Linked DNA regions of Homo sapiens: region 2 is linked to region 1. Evidence: chromatin loops called from intact Hi-C (ENCODE). Cell type or tissue: K562. All regions are shown on one strand. Links, peaks and the distances in the headings refer to the core of each region. The heading gives the core; the rest is flanking DNA. Region 1 holds the start of LOC105378118 (a long non-coding RNA gene). Region 2 overlaps SFT2D1 (SFT2 domain containing 1).

Region 1 (2,913 bases), core at 1-2,500:
GGGCGGCTGACGGGTCCGACATCATGGTCACGGTCTCTGTCACCTGTTGAGTGTGCTGAGGGCAGGCCCAGCCCTGAGCATTTCACACAAACAGACCCCTTAACCTCAAGGCCACCCCAAGGCATGGGTGCCTCAGCCTGACTCACAGATGAGCAAACCTCAGCCCCAAGAGAGGAAGCCCCCGGCCCAGGCCCCGGCCCTCCACATGTGGTCACAGCCCCCGGCCCCACTGGGCCCTTCACTTGTGACACCCACGCCTCCCTGGCCAGGCTGCTGCCACTTGCTTGGCAGGGGCTGCTCATGCCTCCAGTGTTCTCACAGAACTGGCTGGTTCTGGCCACCAGCCAGGCTGCTGACCCCGAAAATGGAAAAAGCTTTGGGGTGATCCCAAACTCCCTCCACCGAACCCATGAGCCTGCCTGCACCTCATCTGTCCTGTTGGCTGGGGCTGGGGAATTGGGGGTGGTCGTGAAGGGTGGGAAAGAGGGTCTTCCTTCCCCAGCGTCCTGTTGGCTGAGGGGGGTGTTGTGGGATGTGGAGGAGGGGCTCTTCCTCCTCCAGGGTCCTGTTGGCTGAGGAGGGGTTTGAGGGAGGAGAGGGTCTTCCTCCCCAAGGATCCTGTTGTCTGGGGTGGGAGGGGGGCTCGCGAGGGGGTGGGGGAGAGGGTCTTCCTTCCCCTGAGGGAATGGGGGATCTGGGGGGAGGTATGAGGGGTGGGGGAGAGGGTTTTCTTCCCCAAGGGTCCTGTTGGCTGGGGAGGGTGGGTATTAAGGGGCTGAGGAGAGGGTCTTCCTCCCATGGAATCCTGGCCTCAAAAGGGTCTTTCTTCTCTGGATATCAAGTTTCTCGGTTTTAAAACTCAAAGGATGAATCTAGGGGATCACCAAGGATTTACACAGCCTGGGGTATCTCTGTTCGTTCGTGCTGGTTACCCAGGGCAGGCACCTGGGGCCCAGCATATGTTTTGGGGGTAAGCGCTTCTTGGGTGCAGAGGCGCCGCCTGCCGCCCGCCGCCCGCGCCGCTTCCGCTCTCCGGCTCTAGAGGGCGCCCTAGCACAAGGAGCCGCCTCGCCCGGGCTGCTGGTGCAGGTTTCAACGCTCGTGCTCTCTCCCTGGGACCTTGGATGACAAAAAGCTGCGTGAATTTTTCACATGCATTCATGTGAAAGAAAACTGACTTTTAAAAAGTGTTATTAGAATTTGCAACTTTATGTTCTCAAAGTTTTAATTTTGCCAGAACTACAGACTTTCAGTATAAATGTACAGTGATATTTCCTGCCACCAACAATGGCTCTGTTGTCCAATGAACCGAGGACATCAAATACAGAAACACCAAAGACGCCACAAATTCAATTTGTTAGCAATCACACGAACAGTTGCTACCTGTCCCAGCAGGATCTGCTGCAGTGCCTTTTCTGTCTTCATCAGCAGGAAAACTCTTCTCGCTGGGCTTCTTTCCGTATGCCTTTTTGTATGACCTTTCAAGATTTCTGACAGCCTAAGTCACACACACACACACACACACACACACACACACACGTGTATCATATTTTAGATCAGGATAATTTTTACAGAGAAAGATTTTTTTTTTAACCGAGACAGAGTCTCGCTCTGTCGCCCAGGCTGGAGTGCAGTAGTGTGATCTCGGCTCACTTCAGCCTCCACCTCCCAGGTTCAAGCGATTCTCCTGTCTCAGCCTCTCAAGTAGCTGGACTACAGGCATGCACCACTGCGCCCTAATTTTTGTATTTTTAGTAGACATGGGGTTTCACCATGTTGGCCAACTGGTCTCGAACTCCTGACCTCAGGTGATCTACCTGCCTCAGCCTCCCAAAGTGCTGGGATTACAGGCGTGCATCACCACGCCCAGCGTGGTGATTTTTTTTTTTAATACTGTGTTTCCCCATGCATTTAACAAATTGTGGTTCCCTATGACAGTGGCTAGGGGTGAAGTCATGGAGCTCCGTGTGTTTGTGTGCCCATACCCACTCCCAGACAAGAGCATGGACGAGCTGATTGTAAAAACATGCCTTTGCCAAAGCGCAGTGCCATAGGACATCAAGGCCTCTGGGCTGCATCGCAGAAAAAATGTGCCACAAACTGGCCACTCTTCCCCATGCTCACTGAGGACACAGAATAGGAACAATTACTTACCGAGAAGAGAAAGGCTTTCATGAGAAAGAGAGAAATGAAGAAGCAGGCAAGATCATCCAAAGTCCATACCAGTGCTGCTGAAAAGGAAATTGTCTTTCCAAGCACAGCGACACCGCGAAACTCAACAAAGTGACGGGCTCAACGCAGTGGCAGCCTCTGCCAGGGCTCTGGGCCACCGGAATTCCCTGCCTCCTTCGGCTTGGCCACCACGAGCTCCTCCCCAGGGCTCTGTTCTGTCCTTGGCTTTCCTTTCTCAAGCAGTGCTCTGGATTTCCGTAGCCTGGCAACGAGGTTAGGGGGTGGTGGTTGAGGGAAAGAAGCCCTGAGCTGGTGGTTTGTCAAAGGCACTTGGAAACCCAGCCAAAGGAGTCCTGGCTGGGAGTTACGGAAAGGAGAGAGAGACATCACAGAAAAACCATTTTCTACATGCCTTTGTCTTTATTTTGCCTTGTCTTTCTTCCACTGGCACCTATATTAATCTCTCCTTGAGGTTAGCAAATACTCTTATTTTTAAATTAAGATACATAATTCACATACCATAAAAATCACCCTTGATACAATTCAGTGGTTTTTAGTATTTTTCCAAGGTTATGCAACTGTCTTCACAATCAATTTTAGAACATTTTCACTGCCCCATAAGCCACCCAGTACCCATTAGCAGTCACTCCCCATTTCCCTGTTGTTAGCTCCTGGCAACCACTAATCTCCTTTCTGGCTCCATAGATGTTATGGGCTGAAAGTGTGTCCCCCAAAATTCAC
Region 2 (2,916 bases), core at 302-2,801, 55 kb after region 1:
TCAATACATATTTATTTAATGAATGTAAATCCTGTGGCTGAATTCACAGTATGTACAGAACTACATAAACATCCTACTGGGAAAGTGCTTATTAGAAAGGTAAATTTGGTAGCAAGAGCAAACAAGATATTTTGAGAAGCCAAACGTACCTGGCTAACGCAGCAAGATTGCCGAGGGTATAAAACACTGCAAAAAGCTTTATGCCGCCCGGAAGCCACAGCAATCCAGTTCCCTAAGTTAAGATATTATAGTTATTTTAAAATAATTTTATGATTTTAATGGTTAAAATATAAACGTGCTACTGCAGTAATACAATACCAATATTATGTAATATGTTTAAATACAAATCTGCTTGTAGACAGTCTAGTCTGATTACACAGAAAAAATAGTTAATTTTCAATGTTATACACTAACTTGAATCTTCTTCCTATTTGCACTAGCATATATAAATGAGCCATAACAAAACTTTGTGCTTACCAGTAAATCTCAGTCTATTTAAGTTAAATTTTCATGCTAAATACCAAGTATGAAAAGGTAATAAACATCTAAATTACTGACTCTCCAGATCTTTTAACACATTGATACATTTTTCTTAAATTATTTCAACTATCCACAAAACTCCCCAAAATACTAATTTCTACGTATTTTCATTGATCTCTACCCCTTTATTTTAGTTTAATAAATACCTTCCACCAAAATGGTCTAACAGGGATTTAGTAAAGGACATTAGTTTTTGGTACTAAATGGAATTATTAGTCTAATACAAAATAAAAATTATTAAACAATATAAAGCCTTAACTCACAAGAATAGAAAAGAAAACGCCACATACGAAGCAGATGGCAAACCATTTCAATCTGGTGTTGAAACTAAGGGATGAGGCATCCAGGACCTTAATAAAAAATGGGAAAATTTAGAATATAGTCTTAATTCACTACCAATCTGATTCTTTATACTAAATTAAAGCAAAGTTTTAACACATAGTCTGAATCATTTATTTTGCATATCACAGTGTCATTCAAGAATACTAAGATTCCACGGTTGTTAAGGGTAATATGACCATGGTCTGGGTAGCAGATGATGCTGAGGAATAACCATTAATTTTGCAAAGTCTGATAATATGTTTCACAAAAGTCCTTATCTGTTAGGGACAGCCGATATACACTGATATGGATAAAATGACATATAAGATATATTATAAAATATACAAAGATTAAAAAAACACAGGGGGCAGATGCAACAGGCCAGGCAAAACACTGAAACTGCAGAGGCTGGGAAAGAGTACACAGGTTCATTATCTGTTCTCTCTGCCTCTGCAGGACGAATTCCTCAGGCTCCTAGATGCCAGAGTCTGAGTGCATCCGAGTGCATCCGCACTCAGTGCAAGTCCTGCTGGAGGCAGAGGCTGGCCTTCCACACGCCACCTCCCTTCGGCCGGTCATTGGCTGCAGGCCAGGGGTGGGGTGGGGTGACTGCACCCCATGGAGGGTAGAGGACGCTGGCCACCTACAGGAGGCAGCCTGAGCAGCCCCAGCAGAGACGATCACAGCACGCACCAGACGGTACCCGTTCTAAGCTCTTTCAGTCCAACCCATGAAAGTTTTGGGCCCCTCCTCCACCACTGTAAAAACATACTGTGAAATGATCATTTATTCTAGAGCAACAGCATTCCTATATACCATGCAAATTCTAGCCAAATTATGTGGGGAAAAAAGTAGAAATTACTAAGTCTACTTTGTACAGTATGATAACCCAGCACACAGTAGTGGTGAAATAAACACACTCAGATTACTAATTATACTATTAAAATATATTTTCCAAATAAGGCTAAAAAAGTATCTATCAACAGCAGCTGTGCAAGAAACTAGAAATATACAGCAAGGATTTATATTCCAAAACTTAAATTTCTAATTTATACTACCACATCCACTTAAAAATAAGACTACATGCTTATATTTTCAAGAATAATGAAAAATAAGAGAAAGTTCTATATGCAACAGTTCAAAATACATTTGGTTACATTCCTTACCTCAAGAGATTAATCTGTGAATCCTTATGTAGCATGAAAAGCAGATAAAAATAACTAAGTATTCTGTAATGAAACATATATCACTCTTTAACACATTTTAAATGTTTTTTAAGTTTTAATTCACATTCTTGTTTCCAGCAATGTCATCTGTTTATGGCAAAACTAAACACTTGGTTTTAAACAAAGAGTGAAATTGCCTATAAAAACATCTACATTTCATTCTTACTGATCAGGAAGAATATACACTAAGTATATTTTAACTACGCAGGCCAGAATAAACTGCAAAGACTGAATTACATAGTAAATGATCTGTTAAAAAAAATGGAGACACGCCCATCAGCTTCATTTAACCATCCCACAAAGTATACATAGGTCAAAACATCACGCTGTACACAATAAATGTATATAACTTTTATTTGTCAATTAAAAATGGAAAGAATAATGATTTCTAAAGGTTCGTGTGAGTCCACAATGCTGTGAGGATTTAGTGAGAGGAAAAAGCATCCATTTTTCCTTCTTTTCCAAGTTCAAATCACCCCATTGTTCACAAGTTCAATCGCTGCTTTTCAATAGCCAGTTTTTCTCTCAGCAAGGAAACAGCACGGCTATTTGTATAATAGTAGGTATTTTTTCCTCCTATTGCCATCTTCCGTGTATTGATCTTTAAAACGAAACAGCAGGACAAATTATTTCCACTTGTAAACATGGAATATTCAATCCACAAGCAAATGATTTGTCTCAAGTCTTGCAAATTGTCTAGGATACGAAACAACTATACAGATTTCCTGACTCCTAATTGGGAAAACTGTGATATGCTTCAACATGAAAGAAAACCTGGCAGTGCATCTTCCAACTAGGAGACAGAAGGAACCCTGACGTCTGCTTATCA

What was found. Peaks named below come from ENCODE experiments on the same cell type or tissue, not always from the same donor. Only the 100,000 strongest peaks of a DNase experiment are listed, where the experiment ranks them.
Region 2: a loop joins it to region 1, with 7 times the contacts of the local background. A loop is called at or near these places in 9 of 110 quality-filtered maps.

Annotation. Positions count from the first base shown.
Region 1 is chr6:166,274,827-166,277,739 of GRCh38, forward strand. LOC105378118 (a long non-coding RNA gene) reads right to left here and starts at 2,285. Exons shown (of 3, transcript XR_943242.3): 1 at 2,155-2,285; 2 at 1,384-1,498; 3 at 1,051-1,119. RefSeq lists an enhancer at 305-804. In K562, for the core only: a CTCF peak has its summit at 1,030 (motif pointing right); a DNase peak (open chromatin) is centred at 1,045; H3K27me3 peaks cover 1,389 bases.
Region 2 is chr6:166,329,358-166,332,273 of GRCh38, forward strand. SFT2D1 (SFT2 domain containing 1) reads right to left here. Exons shown (of 8, transcript NM_145169.3): 2 at 804-890; 3 at 150-232. Among named protein-coding and RNA genes, the nearest start is that of SFT2D1, 12 kb to the right of the region's middle. In K562, for the core only: a CTCF peak has its summit at 1,499; a DNase peak (open chromatin) is centred at 1,464.